Regions from separate parts of the Mus musculus genome. Here regions 2, 3 and 4 are each linked to region 1. Evidence: chromatin loops called from intact Hi-C (ENCODE). Cell type or tissue: heart. All regions are shown on one strand.

Region 1 (5,000 bases):
CCCTCACCTCCCTAAATAGAAGATAACTAAAGCCACACAGGAAGTCAGAGGAACCATGGCGGCCATATAACTATCTAACGTCTTACAGAAAATATATTAGTGTACAGAGTGGCTAAAGAGTAGAGAGTTTGGTTTGTTGCTGTTGTTTTCATTTTGGTGTTTTGTTTTGCTTTTTAGGATTTCCTTTTATTTATTTTATATATATGACTACACTGTCACTGTCTTCAGACACACCAGAAGAGGGCATCAGATCCCATTACAGATGGTTGTGATCCACCATGTGGTTGCTGGGAATTGAACTCAGGACCTCTAGAAGAGTAGTCAATGTTTTTTGTTTTTTTTTTTTTTTGGTTTTTCAAGACTGGGTTTCTCTGTGTAGTCAATGCTCTTAACTACTGAACCATCTCTCCACCCCGAGGATTTGTTTTTGTTTAAAGACAAGTAAACTGTCTCTTCATTGCACAAAGTTTTTCTTTTTGTTGTTTTTGTTTTTATTTTCATAAAAAACTTGTTTTACTGGGGCAAGTGAGTTCTTCACATTAGAAATAATAATCAAAAGCACTACTCTAAGCACTTTACATATAACACTGAAAGCAGCCCCATAATTACTCCTGTATCCCATGGATGGCTACGTGACTACGTGTCTTCTTTCCCAGGGTCCAGAGCCAGCAGTGGAAAGGTCATAGTCTCTAAATACGAGGTTTGCCCAGGTTTTCCTTAACACTTATCCTAGCAGTGGGCAGTGCATGCAGCATTTTGTGTGTGTGTGTGTGTGTGTGTGAGAGAGAGAGAGACACCTCCCTGAACACACACACACACACAGAGAGAGAGAGAGAGAGAGAGAGAGAGACCTCCCTGAACACATTCTCTATTCCTCCCTTTGAAACTTAAGAACGTGTTACAACCTGACTGTAAAAAAAAAAAAAACACCAATATGAGAACTCAGGTAATAAGAAAACGCAAAGTCCTCTGGAGGCAGTCAATAGGTACATACTTTGGCATAGAGAAAATACTGAGTTCAGTCCCTAGAATAAAAAGAAGAAAGTCACCTCCACACACAGATATATATATATACACATAATAAAAATTATATAATAAACTGCCTCAAAAAAATAAACAAATTTATAAAGACTGTCTACATACTGATTTCCAAGAACTACACAGTAAAACTCTTGTAAAAGAAAATTTTAAAAGTTAAGAAAGAGAGGGGGAAAAAACCAACAATCGGGGCTAGTGAGATGGCTCAGCGGTTAAAAGCACTGACTGCTCTTCCAAAGGTCCCGAGTTCAAATCCCAGCAACCACATGGTGGCTCACAACCACCCGTAATGAGATCTGACGCCCTCTCCTGGTGTGTCTGAAGACAGCTACAGTGTAGTTGCATATAATAACGTACATATAATAAATAAATAAATCTTAAAAAAAGAAAAAACATCAATCATTCCTACTGTCCACCAAATATGAAGCTGTAGCAGCTTATACCAACCTTTGGGTTCTCCACCACCCTTAGGGCTCAGGTTTGTCCAGAAAATGGTGTGATTAATATGTCCCCCACCATTGAACTTCAGTGCAGGCTGAAGAGCGACCTGAGTTGTAACATCTCCTGAAATATAAAATAAGCACCTTTAAAAAAACCTGTCCTCAGCCAGGCAAACCAAGCCACAGTTTTCTTATTCTTGACAACATTCACTAAACAAACAAAGCTCTGGCTCCACAGAAGGATTACAATCAAGATGTCTGGACAACATTAAGAAGAAAGTTTTCTAGATGCCAGATGTCACCTTAAAGGAAATGCTTTCCCAACTGGGCTATTCCCCTGCTTCACTATTACCACATCCTCCCCAGATCTGCAATTTCCAAAAATCCCAGTCTCTTCCCGTATTTAAGATTTGTGTGATTTGCTTATTGCAAGTAAAATTTCCAGAATGTGGTAATATTTCCCTCTCTTGGATTGGCCACTTACACAATTATGTTGAAATACTATACTTCTCCACTAGATGCCCCTCGTCAGCCAGATGTCACTAACATTTTACTCAACCAATTTCCCAGATAAAAGTACATTTAAGAAAAGGTGACTCAGCAGTTAAAAGCAATGACAGCTCTTCCAAAGGTCCAGCAACCACATGGTGGCTCACAACCATCCTTAATGACATCTGACGCCCTCTCCTGGTGTGTCTGAAGACAGCTACAGTGTACTTACATATAAAAATAAATAACAAATAAATCTAAAAAAAAAGAAAAAAGAATTTTACTATCTGGTTTTTCAAGCAATATGACTAACATAGAGACATGACTACAAATTAATTCTCCTTGTAAAAAACAATAGATTAAAAAGACTATTTTGTTAAATACTATTTTGTTTAGCCATTAAAACAATATTCCCAGGGGCTGGTGAGATGGCTCAGTGGTTAAGAGAACTGACTGCTCTTCTGGAGGTCCTGAGTTCAAATCCCAGCAACCACATGGTGGTTCACAACTATCTATCTGTAAAGAGATCTGATGTCCTCTTCTGGTGTATCTGAAGACAGCTACAGTGTACTTACGCCCTCTGTCTGAAGACAGTTACAGTATATGTAATAATAATAAATAATAATAAAAATATAATAATAAATAAATCTTCCAAAAAAATTCCCAGAAATTGTGGTTGACTCAACAGGTAAAACACAAAAAGGCTCTTGCCAGGAAAACCTGACACCCTGACTTGAATTGACAATCTGAGCTTAGTTTCTGGATACCACAGTGGAAGGAGAGAACCAATGCCCTAGGTTATCCTCTAACCTCCACTGGCTCCGTGTGTCAGCACGAATCCATTCACACACACACACACACACACACACACACACACACACACAGAGGTTTTTTAATACTATAGCATTCCCATATACATCATCTAGGGGTGCAAACACAGAACTCTGCACTATGGATTTTGTTGGCTGAGCGCTTAAAAATATAGGTAAATAAATAAGCTTGCCTACTGTTCCATTCAGTGACAGATACTCAGTTTCTCACAAAATAGCTATTTTTCTTGTGAACTTTGACCCCAAAAGTACCAAGTCTAGCCTGTTCTGCAGCTAAGTGCTCGTTCCTGTCTTTTCCTCCCCCCCCCCCCAAGGGTAAAGAGTGTGAAACAGGATGTCCAGAGATATCCAAGGGGTCAGGGAGTCCCAGCCCTAGACTGAACTAATCCTATTGTTGTCCACAACGGTGACAATAATCACAACTCGGACTGCAGTCTTCTGATGCCACTTCAGACCCTCTCCTGCACCTGCTGCCAGGCCACCAATATCGCTTGCTCTCAGCAAAACCCCAGCCACTTCTAGCCCCAACCACCCTCTCACCCAAGGGCACCTGGCTGACCCAGCTCGGGCACTCTCAACCCTCCTGCAAATGGCTGCCAAGGCTACCTGAAAAATAAGCAAAACAAACTCTCCTGAAGCCACGTTATATAACAACCGCATATTTTAAATATTCATATGCAAAACAAAAACTAAATATTCATTACGCAAAAAGGAGCAGCGTCCGAGAGCTGTCTTTAAAGGACCACCACCAATGCTAGCTAGCAACACGGGTGACAAAAAAGGACACAACAGTAAGGTCCGTCAAGTACTTTCGTGAGGTCCTGTGTTTTCCGGGATAGGAAAGGACGTTTATGCGAACCAACGGAGGTATTCCCCGGCATCGAAACAGACCTCCGTCCGGCCACCGGGATCCTCGTGTGCAGGGGCCCCGCACCTACCCTTGGCCAGAGCCTCGTGGTACTTCTCCTCGGTGGCGTTGAGATTGTTCACGTAGGCCGCGTGGTGCTTGCTGTGGTGCAGCTGCATGATCTGCGCGTTAATGTGTGGCTCCAGCGCGCCATAGTCGTAAGGCAGGTCTGGGAGGCTGTGCTTGTGCCGGGAGCCCGCGGCACCGGCCACAGGGCCCAGCCTCCTGCCCGTGCTGAGAGGAACAGAGAGGACGGCGGGTCACGCCACTGACACGGCGAGCCAGCCACGCCCGCCGCCCCGAGACCCACCCGTAGGGGACGCCGAGGCCCCGGGGCCCTGCCGCTCACCTGCACGCCGCCCGACACAACATTATTGAGGTTTACACGACCGCTGCTCTCCTCAGAACACGGCCGTTCGCTCGCAGGCGCGCGTCTGCTAGGCAGCGTCCGCCCGGCGTCCGCAAGGACACAGCGAAGCGGTGACCCTGCCCGCAGCGCCCATCAGCGGAGGGGAGGACGGCGACACGGACGGCCCGGCGCATAACGGAGCGGCATCCTGGGAAGGCAACGTCTCCCCTGTGCCAAATTGGTAGAGGCCGCGTGCTTGCTACAGCCACGCCCCCACCATCGGCCTTGGCCCCGCCCCGCCTCGGGGAACCCCGTCCGCCCCGCGGTGTGGCTCCGCCCCTCCTCGGGCCGCCCTGTCCAGCTCTGGCTGTGAGCTGCAAAGCTTCCACTCTATTTCTACTCCTGCTTCTGGGAAACCCTGGAGACTTTCCTCCGGAAAGCCAAGGCTCTGCTGCTGGTCAGAATTATGGAGTAATCAGGGCCCCTCTGACCCAGTTAATTTATGCCCGGAGTGACCTTCCCTGGGGCCTAACCTGACATTAAATCACGTCGCAGGTTTGCGTGTGTTCATCTTTGTTGCCCCTGAGACTGGGGTTGCGGACTCCGGGTGCAGCTTGCCAGTTAACTAGTAAGAGTCCGGATTAGAAGGCGAGGTTCATCTTTCTTGATTAAACTCTGCAACATTCAGTGACTTCAAAAACCAACCCACTCGACCAAATGTAAAAGGACATTGTTTCCCTTTGTGGACTTATTAGTCTAAGAAGCAGTGGCTATCAAATGTTTCCATAACAATTATACAGCTTTCCTCTTCTACTTAATGGGTTTATGTCTTCCCTGATTAGAAAACACTAAGAAAGCAGAAGGCAGTTGGCTGAGTAGTTCCCGGTGGTTTTTTCCCACCCCCTTTGCAGGCCTCCTAAGGATGACAGGGCTTAGGGTAAGGGGAA
Region 2 (5,000 bases), 93 kb after region 1:
TGGATGAATTTTCTGTTTGACTAGCTCATCTGCATTTTTCAGAAGCTCCGCTGCAATGATTACCTGTTGATCAAGCATTGCTTTAAATATGCATGGCACTCAATATGCACAACAGGAAAACATGATTATTAAGCAGGTATTATTAATACCACAGTAGACAAGTGAGTAGCAACTCGTTGAAAACACAACATAGAGACCACTAGGAAGTATTCTGTGCCAGGCGTGGTGGCGCATGCCTTTAATCCTAGCACTTGGGAGGTAGAGGCAGGCGGATTTCTGAGTTCGAGGCCAGCCTGGTCTACAAAGTGAGCTCCAGGACAGTCAGGGCTACACAGAGAAATCCTGCCTCAAAAAACCTAAAAGTATTCTATGGAAATGGTCCAAGCTGGAAAAGCCAGAAAATGCTAAAAATCTAATACAGCAGAATTTATATCCATTACATTTACAGACTTACTGCAACAAGAGCTAGATAGCAATCAATGGAAATGACTGGTATCATTCCAGTAATTTCAATAAAATCTTAAGATCATTTAAAATAGAGAACACTGTGAAAAACCAGTTTTCTTAATAATAAAACAAAACAAAATCTCCAAAAAACTTTTCTTCTTTCGAGTGGAATTAAGGTTATTTTTAAGTTACATTGTCTATGAACAAATTAGATAAAGTCCATTTTCACTATTTAAAAACAGATTCAATTCTTTCCTAGTAAAGGGTAAGTCTATAAATACTTTTCCCTCACCATTTATTTTGCCAGGTCTAAAATCTGCCTCACCAAACAGTATTTTACTACTTAAGCAGGCTAACTCACAAAATGTTACACTATTCGCCATGTTTGCTGACTAGCCATTAGCACTATATGGTAGCAAATTAACTTCTGCAAATTTCTATTTTGAATTCCAAAGATTTCTTGTTCACATTTAAAATACAAAAGTATCTATTAAACAACAAAGAAAAAAGTCCAAACCTGGTAACATTTTCTACATGAACATCATCATGGTTAAGTAGGTTTAAATAAGGCTCCAAATTCACGAGACTCCAGTATTTAAAACAAGCTTGTATTTATTTAATCACCTTAAGTTCTTCCCTTACTTAAATTACACAAACTAGTTACAATGGTTAGTTTTCAAAAGTTTGTGAGACTGCCTTAAAAGGTGACTTATTTCTGACCTAGAGTATGACTCTCTCATGGATTCAACTCTAATAAATTGACTATTCTCTAGCCATTTCCTGGTAGCGTCTCACCACTGAGGTAGTTCCATCTCCAACTTCTTTGTCTTGCAGGTCAGCCAGCTCACACAGAACTTTGGCTGCGGGATGTTCTACCTCCAGTAACTTCAGGATGGTGGCACCATCGTTAGTAATGGTTACATCCTAAGAAATATGAAGGAATAAGTGGTCAACACAGAAACCAAGCTCTAGGATGCCATCCATACTCAGGTAAAAACAAAGACTTTACCAAAGATTTTTTTTTGAAATTTAAAACAATGTACTTTTATCAAGGCAAGCAAGAGCAATTAGATATATACTTACACCAATATCATCCACCAACATTTTATCCAAGCCAACTGGCCCAAAAGAACTTTTAACAATGTTGGCAATAGAAGCTGCAGCCATAACTGTAGATGAACAGTGAAAACTAATTAGAACAACACATAAACTATGACACTCAACTACCTATGATTTGCTAAAATCTAAAGTCTGTAATTACTATTTAAAAAAAAAAAAATCAAGCCGGGTGTGGCGGCGCACGCCTTTAATCCCAGCACTCGGGAGGCAGAGGCAGGCAGATTTCTGAGTTCGAGGCCAGCCTGGTCTACAAAGTTGCTTCCAGGACAGCCACAGCTATACAGTGAAACCCTGTGTGTGTGTGTGTGTGTGTGTGTGGGGGGGGGGGGGAATCACTTACTTAAGGACCAGTGAAGGTTAACTATTCTTTTTTCTATTTAGTATTGGTATATCACCGATTGCAAAGATTTTAATGCCTCAAATTATAAGCAATCTTAAGTTCATTCCTTACTACTACACTAGGGGGGAAAAAACCCTTTAAGTTCAGCCTTTCTCTTCAGACTCTGGCAAGTTTAGTAAGAATATTAGATAGTTCACCAGGATAAAGTAGTAGTAATTTCTAAGAGAGTTGTTTAAAAAAAAAAAAAAAGCACAACACAGAACACGGTTCCTGCAAGGGAATGCTTTCAAGAACAAATTCAACCACAGCAAACCACGTGCTTACTCGTATTAAAGTTAACCACGATAAAGGCAGCTAAAAGTATCGCTTAATAACGTTCAGTTTGCATTCCGTTACGTTTTACTGGGGGAGCAGCTGTCACCTGCAGATTCTGGGCATCCAAGAACCAGACCAGGGAAGGGAAGCAACGCAAAAGCCACCTAGATTCTATGAGCATCTTCTCAAGGGCCAATGGAACCGGTGAAAGCTACTCTTTTCTGGCTATGTCAGAGGTGCTCCAACCGGCTTGGAACCCAACAAAGGAGCAGAGGGGAGTGGCGGAGAAGTCTATCTGGAGCTCCTCTACTAGGTATTGGGGCACGGACGCCCACACCCATCTTGAACGCCTCCCCCAACCGTGTGCATTCTCGAACATTCTTCCCTTACACGGTAGGGCGCAATGGCGCCGAGCCGGCCGCTAGTGAGGGCGGATCCGGGATGGCTGGGCTTCTCCTGAAGGAACTTCACTGGGCCCGGCGGACAGCCCCGGCCTACGGACTGCGGCTGGGCTTCGGCCTGCGCCGCCGCGAGCTGGACCCTTACCATTCTCTCGCCCTTACCATTCTGGGAGCGGACCGCCTCCCCAGTGCTGCGGTCCCCGAACACGGACAAAGGACCCTCCATCTTCAGGAAACGAAGCAAAGCTCACTACGGCCGCAGACAACCGATAGCTCCGCTCTGAGACCGTTTAACGGCCACCACGGCGGGGACCACGGCGTGGAAAGGCCCGAGCGATGCCGCGGGGCCTGCTGGGTAACACGCCCTGCGCGCTCTCCACGCTCCACCAACCGCAAGGTCTGCCGGGAAAGCGGTAGGGATTGACAGACGAGGGCTGGGCGGGGCGAAAAACTGAAAACGCCGGAAGTAGGGGGCTGCGGGACGCTGGGTCAACTAGAGACAGTAGAAGAAAGGCGCGAAAGTGGAAAACGGAAGTCAGGCTCTTGGCCACGGCTAGCGTGTCCCGCCCTCCGCCTCAACGTCTGCGGTGATTGGTGAGCCAGGGATACCGATCGCTCACTCGGCCACTCAGCACCAGGGAGCTTGTTAGTTCCGGGTCCTTGAGACACCGAGGTACTGCCGGCCCTTGTAGCTTTACCCACAGTTAACATGGCTGCGACTAGTTGTTCCCCGAGACGACCCTGAGCAAAGGAAGATAGGGCACTGTGTGACTTTGCCCAGGTCCCGTCAGCCATGGCGCTTCGGCCGCGGTTCTGGAAATGTCTGTCAGTTTGCAGGAAACTGGGTAACTAATCTCGCCCCACCTCCTTGCCTGCGCTCTGTGCACAGTACGTGTGCATTTGCAAATGCGATTTTGTACCTGATGTGGGAAAGTGAAAGATGCATGTGATCTTTTTCATTTTCTAGAGTGTGGGTTCGCAGCCCTCTCAACCAGTTCCGTGCCGGCCGTGCAGCCCGACGTGGAGAGTAAGGAAAACGAAGCGGTGGCCCCGGAGTTCACCAACCGGAACCCTCGGAATCTGGAGCTCTTAGGGGTAGCTCGGAAAGAACGGGGCTGGGCTACCGTGTGGCCTAACCGTGAGTTCTGGCACAGGTAATTAAAGTCGGCTTGTGACTGACTAAGCTGTGCTTAGCACCTTACCAATTTCACCAATCCCCTGACTGATCCTGCCAGGTAAGCCTCGGGATGTGTCAGGAAGATGACATGTGGGTAGAAAGCGACCTTGGAGCAAGCAACTAGTTAGTTGCCTTGAAGAAAACTTAAACGGTAATTTGAGAATAAGCGGCTATGTCCTGAGGCCTCTCTGAAGGTGACATGTCAAAAAGCTGAGATCTAAAGGACAGGAAGCCGCGAAATCATTTGCCATGAAGGCTATTCTAGCAAAGGAGGCTAGGAGGCTGGGATTGAGTGTCTGGAACTGACAGGCCTGTGTACCTACCTGTTCAGTAAGTAAAGGTGTGTGTGTGTAAGCTGTTACAGAATAGAGTGCTAAGTAGAATTAGTTATTAGCGTGCACATTAGGGTAAAGTTTGAGCCTTAATGATTTTTTAATGGGGGGAATAAAGGTTAAAAGTTCATTAATAGAAACATTTTATGAAATACATTTTAAAATTTGTATTCATTTAAAGCACTTACTGAGTTCACTGAGGACCCAGGCAGCTTACAATGGTCTGTAATTCCAGTTCCCAGGGATCTGACACCCTCTTCTGACCTTGGCACACAGCGATACATTCCCAAAAATAATCATACACATGGAAATAAATGTTAAATTTTATTTTGGGAGAACTACGCAGTTTAGATGAGTACCTTCATCACACAAAGCAAGTGCTTTACCTCTGAACTGCACTCCCCAGCCCCAAGATGGCTACTAACTGAAAGCATTGGATTTACAAGCAGTTATGCTAGATGCTTTAAATGTATGTCTTTTTTTTTTTTTTTTTTTTTTGGCTGGCCTCAAACTCAGAAATCCACCTGCCTCTGCCTCCCGAGTGCTGGGATTAAAGTCATGCGCCACCACGCCCGGCTGTATGTCTTTTTTTTTTTTTTTTTTTTAATTTAACTTTTTTTTTTTTTAAGACTTATTTATTTTGTGTATGGGTATACACTGTCTCTGTTTTCAGACATACCAGAAGAGGGCATCGGATCCCATTACAGATGGTTGTGAGCCACCATGTGGTTGCTGGGAATTGAACTCAGGACCTCTAGAAGAGCAGTCAGTGCTCTTAACCGCCGAGCCATCTCTCCAGCTCTTAATTCAACTATTTAAACTACATTATTATCATTGTAGGGGTTATCTTTTTACGGTGGTTATTATTT
Region 3 (5,000 bases), 130 kb after region 1:
GGAAGATCGGGAATTAAAGGCCATCTTCCACTACTTGCCGAGTTCAAGACCAACCTGAGTTTCTTGTCTCAGGAAAGCTAAGAACTATTAGTCCCAGCCCTAGGGTGGCCTGGTTCTCAAAGTGAGTTTTGAAGCCAGCTAGGGCTAAATAGTGAAACCCTGCCTTAATAATCATAATCATAATAAATAAAAAGGTAAAAACTAAAGTGTTATTTTAAATAACCACTCAATTTTGATCTTCCTAGCAAGCAGGGGCTGTCAGCTGTCTCTTCCTTGTTGTACGGACAATTGCTTGAGGAAGTGTCCATGTCCAGGTGTGCTCCAGACTTACCTGGGGAGCGAGCGTCCAGCATGTGAGGAGCAGGTCCCTGACACCGCCACTCCCACAGTCAGGAACTCACCCTGCCCCTGGTACCTCCCTTGTGTGCCCGAGCTCCAATAATTTTTGGAACTTAGCCTGGAAAGGCAGCCCCCCAATTCCAGAATAGTCCAAGTATGTTGACTTTGGGCAAGGGCAAGAAGACTCCTGTGGACGCACGCCTGCTAAGGTCAACTCTCTTTTCTACTGCCTGGAGGCAGGGAAAGCACCCAGGAGCAGTGCTGGCTCACTTTGATTTTATCTTTTTATCAAGTGGGCAAGGGTGGAACAAGCAAGAGCTTTGACAGCTGGACTGTGGAAGAGCCCCTGTGTTTCCTCCTTAACTAAGTAAGGCCAGTCAGCTGCAGCAAAGGCTAAGGATACCAATGTCCAATGCTTCAGAATGGCATTGGTTGGTTGTTTTTTTTTTTTTTTTTAAGATTTATTTATTATTATATCTAAGTACACTGTAGTTGTCTTCAGACACACCAGAAGAGGGCGTCCAATTTCCGATCTCTTTACAGATGGTTGTGAGCCACCATGTGGTTGCTGGAATTTGAACTCAGGACCTTCGGAAAAGCAGTCAGTGCTCTTAACCTCTGAGCCATTTTTCCAGCCCTGTTTATTTGTTTTTATGGTTTTCCTAGACAGGGTTTCTCCGTGTAATGCTGACTGTCCTAGAACTCACTCTGTAAAACAAGCTGGCCTCAAACTCATAGAGATCTGTCTGCCTCTGCCTCTGTGGGGCTAAAGGTGTGCACCATCACGATGTTTAGGCTATTTGTTTTACAGATCTAATTTTTATTGTTTTAATTATATGTGGCGCGTGTGTGTGTGTGTGTGTGTATGTGTGTGTGTGTGTGTGTGTGTGTGTGTGTGTGTGTCTGTCTGTCTGTCTGTCTGTCTGTCTGTCTGCATGGGGTATGAGCATGTGAGCTCACATGCCCATGAAGAGAGGACAAACGCATTGAATCCCTCTGGAGCTGGTGTTATAGGCACCTGACTCAGGTCCTCTAGAAGAAATGTACTTCTTGGACGTCTGAAACTTTCTAGAGTTGATGAGAGATGGAACACAGGCCTTGGCCTCAGGGATTGAGCAGCTTAGAGCAGTGGTTCTCATGACCCGTTCACATGGGACCCTTTCACATGGGTCTCCTTAAGACCACTGGAAATATCATATTTTACATTATGATTAATTAACAGTAGCATAATTGCAGTTAGGAAGTTGCAATGAACATAATTTTATGGTTGGGGAGGGAGGGTTACCACAACATGAGGAACTGTATTAAAGGGTTGTAGCGTTAGGAAGTTTGGGAACCACTGGCCTAGAGGCTGAGGGGACCCAGAAAAGCACACAGGTTTACTGGGCACTTTTCCTAGCATCTTGGACAAAGCCACAGACAGTGCATGCTCAATGAGTGTTTATGGGCCGGAGAAATGGTTCAGAAATTAAGAACACTGGCTGTTCTTCCAGAGGTCCTGAGTTCAATTCCCATGGTGTCTCATAATCATCTATGTGATCTGGTGCCCTCTTCTGGCAAGTAGGCATACATGTGGGCAGAACATTATATACATAATAAATAAATCTTCACAACTTTTAAATATATTTTTATTAAATTTATTTACTTTATGTATGTGAGTACACTGTGGCTGTACAGATGGTTGTGAGCCTTCATGTGGTTGTTGGGAATTGAATTTTTAGGACCCCTGCTTGCCCCAGTCGTCCCAGCTCCCTCTGGCCAACTCCACTCTCTCTGGCCCAAAGATTTATTATTGTACGTAAGTACACTATAGTTGTCTTCAGACACACCAAAAGAGGGTGTCAGATCTCATTATGGGTGGTTGTGAGCCACCATGTGATTGCTGGGATTTGAACTCAGAAACTTTGGAAGAGCAGTCAGTGCTCTTACCCGCTGAGCCATCTCACCAGCCCCTTCACAACTTTTTATAAGTGAATTTACATTGTTTATAAGTGAATACACAATAACAGTATTCTAATAGTGTTTATAACGGACTAAATGATAACAGTGTTCTAATATCTCCTTTTATATAGGATCAAAGACATTTGATGATTGAATTCTGCTGTTTAATTTTTAAATACGTATTTATTTGTGCGTGGGGAGTGTGCACACATTCCACAGCACACGTGTGGAGGTTAGAGGACAACTTGCAAAGGTTGGTTCTCTGTTCCCACCATGTGGAATCCAACTCAGGTCATCAGACTTAGCACCTTTACCCACTGAGCCAGCAGGGCTGCAGCTATAAAGTGCACTAATACAGAGAGAAACATATATTTGAGGCAGACATTTGGTGTTTCTCCGATCCCCAGTGATACAGAATAGGAAAGTTTCATTGCCCTGAATTAACACGGAATGAAGATCAGAGTCCATGAAGCCTCCAGATCCTGCACGATTTACCCCCTCTTTCAAAGAGCCTCCTTCAGTTCTCAGGGAAGCTTATGAAGGCTTCTGTTTGCTTGAAATTACTTAAAACTCCTGGCTCTGAAGTAGTTCTCTAACGCAGAACGAGCGACCCCTGGAGGTTGAAATAGGTAACTGACTTCGACCCGGGCTGAGTGTAAGGAAATGCTCAACCCAGCGAGCTGCTCTCTGGCATTGCTTTAGAGGGAGGCGGGTCGTAATTTGTTTCTTGGCTTTTTGACATTAAAAACAAAAAAAGAGAAAAATGCGAGGCTATCGGTGTCACTCTCGTGGTCTCACAGGATTTCGCAGTTACATTCCTTTCAAGGGGAAGGTCACTGTGACAGTCCCTGACAGCGTTTCTCAGAGCCAAGCAAATACACCCCATCCAAGAAGCGCACGTTTTTGAAGCAAAGTGTCCGTCAAGGAAGGAACGATGTTTTCTGACTTCTGGCTCCGAAGCCTCTGAAGCCGCCTAGCATCCCGCCAGCGTCAGGTCTCAGCCTGCTGGTGATTGCAAGAACTTTCTCACACTTTCATGTTTGATGAGGACGTGAGGTTGTATTCCCAGTGAGAGTTAATGACAAGACATCCTCCTAACTCAGCAGCAGGGTCAAAGGAAAGGTCCGCTTCCCTTCCCGGATCGAAACTCAACAAACCAGACCCATTTCAGGATGGAGTGAGCTGGGCGCCACAAAGATAGAGGCTCTATGATGTCTGAAGAGACCCCTCTCACCAATGTCACACTCGGGCTAGGATCATGGATCAGGACTGAGTGCTTGCTTAGCAGATGGTTTGTTCCTCCAGCACCGCACATATATATACATACAGCAATTTATTTTCAGCTTTGCCATGTGTATCAGCTAAAACGACATTCAGATATTTTATTTTATTATTTATTTTGAGACAGGATCTCATCAGGTTGCCCAGAATGGCATCAAACTCACAGGAATCCTCCCGCGTTTTCATGATGGATATTAATGGATGCTTCCATGGGCTCCATTTTTGGTGATGACTGAGGCCACTAAGTTCAAACACTTGTTTCTATGGGTCATTTTTGCCTGTTTACAGTGGGATTATAAACCACCCACCATTTAACCTTCTACCCACTTATCTATTGGTATCCACCATTTTTATTCTCAGTTTAGTCGAGCATTCCATATGTTAAGGGGTATTACCCCGCTGTCATGTTTATTTAAAAACCATTTTCTAATTCATGATTCTTTATAGATGGAACTTCTCATCATAGATGGGGGAGACCCAAAGCCACCGAGTGCTAGAGCATTCAGTATGATCTCTCATCTTGTTGGGTTTACATTTAAGGACTTATTTTATGAAATCCAGTCGCATTCTGGACTTATTCTCCCAGTAAGAAAATGACTGGATGAGCAAAATCTGTTAACAGTGCTGGGAAGAAGTTGGGCCCAACCTTAAAATAGCACGGTCCATCCACAGCGCCTTGGGACTGCCGAGGAATATTTTCTTTGCAATAAAAAAAGAACACACTCCATTTCAGAAGTCTCAGAAGCAGCATTTCCAATGAGCTGCTCAGCAAAGAGCCGAGGAATGAAGAAATGATGTGGTATTAGCTGTATGCCGAGACAGCTGAGGGAGAACACGGGTCTGCTTTGTCCACATTTTGTGAGAAAAATGCATTGTGAATTGTTCCTAGGCATGCAAGCAGCTCATATTTAAGCAAAAGGGAGAAGGAGTGGGGAGGAGCGAAAGATAAGAAGCTAGGGATGCTGGAACTGCAAAACCAGCTCTCAGGAGCCTGAGGCAGTAACATTGAGAGTTGGAGGCCAGGCTGAAATAGATAGTAAGACCTTGTCTCAAAAAAAAAAAAAAAAAAAAAAAAAGGATAGAAGAAAACCAGAGAAAGTGAAAATGTTCATGCCCAAGCCAAGCTTCTCTCAGCCTTGTGGAGGCCCCCTCTAATTCTTACAGGATGATATCTTTAAAGGACTCGTGGGATGTCCCATCCCCCTCTCAACTGGTCCCGTGATGAGTTCTCAAGGTGTGGTAGCGAAGATGCTTTGTAAGGTAGCTTGGATGTCCCTTGTATGGACTAACATGTTTCCCTCTGATGCATCCAGAGCACAGGCTAGAGGAGGCCAATGGAGAGGAACTTGAGAAGTAGTGACAACAACCATATACACAGTTTATAGTACCTCTCAAAGACTACCCTGGGTATTAGGGTCTCAAGGACGGATGGATTTGAA
Region 4 (5,000 bases), 50 kb after region 1:
GTTAACGAAGATAAGATTAGGAATAAGAGCCAAGGCAGGATTTAGGAAGGCTTCCTGGAGGAAGTGAAGCCTAAGCGGAGGTCCAGAGATTTCTAGCTTAGCTAACAGAGCCTCACACCACTCACTGAGACGTTCTTCAGTCAAAAGAAATAAGCTGAAGAGGTAAACACGAGTTTGGGTTAGATGTCATAAGTTGTTTTTTATAGAAAGTTTAAATTGAGAGAGCCAGTCTGCTCACAGGCAACAAAATTAAAAGAAGGATTCCAGAGTTGTCAGCATAATGGGGGTAACTGACAGGATGGGGTGGACATGCTGTGGCATGTTGGGTGAGGGGCAGTGAGAGTAAGGCCACAAAGGGAACTGAAGAGTGGCCAGAGTAGTGGGAAAACAGAGGGCTAGGGAGGTGACACAGTGGTGATGAGCACTACTGCTCCTGCAGAGAACAGGGTTTGGTAGCTAGCACCCATATGATAGCTCACGACTGTCTGCAATTCCAGTTCCTGGGGTCCAGCATCCTCTGCTTGCCTCTGCAGACACTAGGCTCACATGCAAGGATGCATACATGCATGCAAGCAAAGACACATAAAAATAAATTATTAAGCCAGGCGTGGTGGCGCACGCCTTTAATCCCAGCACTCAGGAGGCAGAGGCAGGCAGATTTCTGAGTTTGAGGCCAGCCTGGTCTACAAAGTGAGTTCCAGGACAGCCAGGGCTATACAGAGAAACCCTGTCACGAAAAACCAAAAAGAAGAAGAAGAAGGAGGAGGAGGAGGAGGAGGAGGAGGAGGAGGAGGAGGAGGAGGAGGAGGAGGAGGAGGAGGAAACCATGGGAAGTCCCTTGCATTTCTTGGACCCTTGAGGAAACAGAGGACATAATCTAGAATTTAGCCTCATCTCTAGAACCTACTTTGATCCATCCACCTCTCTCAAAATACTATTTTTTTCAGGTTGCTTTACATTTCAGGAGGATATCCCAGCTTACCGGGTTGTTGTTGTTAGGTTTGTTTTCCTTTCCTACAATCTGTGGCGCAGTTCTCTTACTTCACTGTCCACTGTCCCCACTGAGGGCAAGACTTGCCTAGAAAGCCTTTCCTTCCACCACAGGATTCTGCTTTCCTAAACAGATGGCATTCTCTGTAGACCAGCAAGCTGCAGAAGCAAACCAGGATGACTCTCCTTTCAAAACACTGGGGACACTGCAGGTGACCTGTGATAGTGCTAGGGCTGGGACTGGGGGGTGGCCAGAGGGAGCCTGCAAAAGGCATGAGAATGACACAAGGCAGAGAGGTAAGTAGAGTCTGGCAGATTCTGTCTTTGGCTGAATAATAAGTCCGAGAGGATTGGACAGTAGAGATCCACTGCCCTAAGGATCTCTGTTAGCAAGGAGGCTACCCACTCAGAAGCTGTCAGCGCTGAGAAGAACCTTCAGAAGAAACGGGAGATGCCTATGTAGGAAAGGTTAGGCTAGGTTCCAGTGTCACCTGGAGGAAAGCCTTACCCTTGGACCCGACTCCACCTATGACCCCTAGACCGTCTGCACACCGCATCGCTCTTCGACACCCCTAGGCTGTCTACCTCCAACCCAACATCCCTGGATCCTCCACACCCCACCCTAACCCGACACACCTAGGTTGGGTAGACACCATCTACCCCATACCAAACCAAAGAGTCTCCATCTTACACAATTCTGGGACTTAGCCCTACCAGCTTCCTGCGCAGGCGTGAGGAGGCGTGGCGTGGAGGCCATAGCTCCGCCCCCCCCAGCACAGCCTGTCAGGCTGGAGGAAGTTTTACCTCAGTCGCAGACAGGACAAGGCTGAGAGCTAGCAGAGACCAGAGCGACAAGATGAATGCGGGCTCAGACCCCGTGGTCATCGTCTCAGCGGCGCGCACCGCTATAGGTGAGTGTCCCGCGAGGTCACTTCAGCCTGTGACCCTCCTTCCCGACATGATCGCGGAGACTCGGGCTCTCGTGACGGGGAGGGGGCGGCCGGCCACAGACTCCACAGCTCGCGGTGCCCCGCGCCTTGCCCGCGGACCCGCCCCTCGTGCTGCGATTGGCTCCTCGCAGTAGAGCCACCGCTCTGCCAGGCTCACCTATTAGATAACGTTGGGACGCGCTCTCTCTCCTGATCGCTGATTGGTCTGTTCGGCGGTGCACCATTGATCACGCTGTGGTGTCGGGGGCCCGAGAGATGGTGGTCTGAGCTGCTCCTCCAGGCAGGCCTTGGCTTTGGCATTGTTCTGGAAGTCACCATCGCCTTTGCCCGCCTCGGCTCCAGCCGTTTTTATTTGGAATGCATGTGACCCCTTCTCCCCCTCGGTGGTCCTCAGTGTGCTCTTGGTTCAGATTCCTTCCCTCTTCCCCATTCCATTGTAGGCTCCTTCAATGGTGCCCTGTCCACCGTGCCTGTCCACGAAATGGGGACAACTGTCATCAAAGAAGTCCTGCAGAGGGCCAAGGTGGCTCCAGAAGAGGTGTCCGAGGTCATATTTGGACATGTCTTGACGGCAGGTAACTCCTCAGTAGCCCAGGACAGATCTGGTTCACTAGAAACAGCATTTATTTATATGTGTGTGTGTGCGCGCACACACACCACCACCACCATACATTGCTTTGCTTGGAGTTCTCTCTGCTAGGATTCTTTCTGTCCCTCCTCCTTCCTCTGGCTGAAGTCACAGCTCCTTTACAAGCCTTTTCGGTGAGTGATCTTAGACCACGGGACTGTATCGCCTTTGCATTGTTAGAAGCACAGCAAAGTATTCACAGTCCTCCACATACCCCTAACATGTCACACAGTCAATAAAAGTGTGTGGGCCTGGCACTGTGCCACAGCTGCGAGTGGGGCTGCAGCAGAGCAGCTCTACCCTGGTCCACTTTGTCAGGAGATCAGCTGTCCCTCACTCCAGGGGACTGTCCGGAGGAAGGCAGGAGAGTCTAAGAATGCTTCATCATAGCTCTGATTCCTGCTGGGCTTGGAGATCAGTGACTACTGATGTTGATGATTGGTTTGGGGCCTGGGTGTATAGCTCAGTGGTGAAGTGTGTGGTTAGCATGCATGTGGTCATGAGTTCCCACTCCTGCCCTGCCCTGTGCTCCCTCAGCACACATTTGAATCAACTGTAGAGAAAATTGTTAATATTCAATACCAAGTTCTGCTCTTACTCTGTCTGAGACCATTTGTATGTGTGCCAGTTGAATATTGTTTTTTGAAACATTTGGGGCTAGAATTGTTTTGACATCAGATCCCCACCTCCTAGATTATGCAACATCTGTATATATATATATATATATATATATAAAGGATCATTGTTAGAGAACTTGGTGTCACAATCTTTATCTCAAGAAACCACGTTCAGCTAGTTGTCCTTCATATTCTAGGTGGAACAGCAAAATGGATAGTAGAAAAGGGAGCTTTATTTAATTTGGTTAAATTGGGAGGAGATCCAAGTATCCTCCTCAGGTCCATCTTCATACTCCAGAAGTGAGATTAAACTTTAAATAGACAGCTGGAGATTCGCACTTCTAAACAGTCAGGTCATGTTATGGCCCCACCCCCTGCATTGACCCATTGTCTGGGTCTCTATAGCAGGGTGGTCTGGCAAGTCCTCAGAGTGTGTGGAATCTTTTTCCCTGGAAGGAAAGATCTCCTTTGCCTTGTACCAGGCTTCAACTTGTTCCTTCTCCCAGCATGTGATTCCAGTCTTTGAGGAGTTCATTGTTTCAGTCGTCTGAAAGAGCAAAGAAGCCAAGTGTCTCTAAGAAGTATCATCATCTTTTAGAGAGTAAAGAGATTGCTCAGCTCTAAGGAGCACTTACTGTTCTTATAAAGGGCCCAAATTTGTTTCCTGGCACCCTCTTGGATTCTTACAGCCTTCTTCACTCTTCCAGGAATCCAGAATCTAGCACCCTCTTCTAGCCTCCATAAGTACCAGGCACCCTCAAACATACATACATACATACATTCATTCACGAAAAACATTCATACAAGTAAATATATATATAATATCACCAGACTGTGGTAGTACACACCTTTATTCCCAGCACCCAGGAGACAGAGGCAGGTGGATCTCAGTGAATTCAAGGCCAGCCTGGTCTACCGAGCAAGTTTCCTGGACGGCCAGAGCTGCGTGAGAACCCTGTCTTGGGAGGAAAAGAAAAAATATATATATGATCTTCATCTTCATCCCTGTAAGGATGTTTATGTCCTGGCTGGAGCCCAATTCTGAGTAGAAATTAAATCCTGATCATCGTTTGTAGCCCACTGCTGGACAGTGGTGGTCATGTCGTAGCGTCTCAGCGTTCACAAGTTGTACATTGCCTCGCTTGCTGATCTATAAATGTAACCTCACCACTCTGTAGACCAGGCTGGCCTCGGACTCGGAAATCCACCTGCCTCTGCCTCCTGAGTGCTGGGATTAAAGGCGTGCGCCAACACGCCCTGCATAGCAATATCTCTAATGAATAGTATCTTCTTAGTTTAATTTTAAAGTTTTGAGTTTTTTTACTTTTTAATTTCTGAGACATGAGAGGCTACCTTTCAACATATGCGATCCTTGAAGCAAACCCGTTACCTTTAACTCCTGAATCGCTGGGTTACAGTCAGGAGCCACTACTCTCAGACAGAACGTTGTTTGATGCCCTGGCCTGTCTTAACTCAGATCCTCCTACTGCTTCCTCGTTAGGGCGAAGCATTGAGGAGATGAATCATTTTATGTGCTTTTCACTTCTAAACCAACTTCAGATTAATGGCACTATTAATATAGTTGCTAAGTTCTGACGGTGTCCCATTGGTACTTCTCTAACAGGCATACTAAGGGAAGGATATGTAGATGTGTGTGTACCTGGAACTTGCAAAGGAGAAAGCCACTCTTTGTCATTATTACAGTGTGATTAATAGCATTTCAGAATTTTTGACTCAATTATTTTTCTGCTACTTTTAAGAAGTGGAATTTTTGTTTGTTTGTTTGTTTGTTTGTGTTGGCATCTGAAGGAAATC

What was found. Hi-C counts contacts between places; a loop is a spot of excess contacts. Peaks named below come from ENCODE experiments on the same cell type or tissue, not always from the same donor. Only the 100,000 strongest peaks of a DNase experiment are listed, where the experiment ranks them.
Region 2: a loop joins it to region 1, with 5 times the contacts of the local background. A loop is called at or near these places in 3 of 42 quality-filtered maps.
Region 3: a loop joins it to region 1, with 3 times the contacts of the local background. A loop is called at or near these places in 5 of 42 quality-filtered maps.
Region 4: a loop joins it to region 1, with 3 times the contacts of the local background. A loop is called at or near these places in 3 of 42 quality-filtered maps.

What each region holds. Positions count from the first base shown.
Region 1 is chr17:13,007,122-13,012,121 of GRCm38, reverse strand. It overlaps Sod2 (superoxide dismutase 2, mitochondrial), which reads right to left and starts at 4,283. Exons shown (of 5, transcript NM_013671.3): 1 at 4,054-4,283; 2 at 3,736-3,938; 3 at 1,486-1,602. The coding sequence starts at 4,076. In heart, CTCF peaks have their summits at 2,005 and 4,205; DNase peaks (open chromatin) are centred at 3,351 and 4,291; H3K4me3 peaks cover 2,346 bases; H3K27ac peaks cover 1,670 bases.
Region 2 is chr17:12,914,414-12,919,413 of GRCm38, reverse strand. It overlaps Mrpl18 (mitochondrial ribosomal protein L18), which reads left to right and starts at 3,323. Exons shown (of 4, transcript NM_026310.3): 1 at 3,323-3,467; 2 at 3,590-3,776. The coding sequence starts at 3,416. Tcp1 (t-complex protein 1) reads right to left here and starts at 3,085. Exons shown (of 12, transcript NM_013686.4): 1 at 2,785-3,085; 2 at 1,531-1,616; 3 at 1,243-1,371; 4 at 1-63. The coding sequence starts at 2,848. In heart, no CTCF peak of the experiment used is centred here; a DNase peak (open chromatin) is centred at 3,123; H3K4me3 peaks cover 3,293 bases; H3K27ac peaks cover 2,105 bases.
Region 3 is chr17:12,878,279-12,883,278 of GRCm38, reverse strand. No RefSeq gene overlaps it. Among named protein-coding and RNA genes, the nearest start is that of Mrgprh, 4.7 kb to the right of the region's middle. In heart, CTCF peaks have their summits at 1,891 (motif pointing left) and 2,899 (motif pointing left); a DNase peak (open chromatin) is centred at 2,898; H3K4me3 peaks cover 470 bases; H3K27me3 peaks cover 280 bases.
Region 4 is chr17:12,957,510-12,962,509 of GRCm38, reverse strand. It overlaps Acat2 (acetyl-Coenzyme A acetyltransferase 2), which reads left to right and starts at 1,785. Exons shown (of 9, transcript NM_009338.3): 1 at 1,785-1,901; 2 at 2,381-2,515. The coding sequence starts at 1,847. It also overlaps the pseudogene Gm15946. In heart, no CTCF peak of the experiment used is centred here; DNase peaks (open chromatin) are centred at 1,749 and 2,019; H3K4me3 peaks cover 1,417 bases; H3K27ac peaks cover 1,355 bases.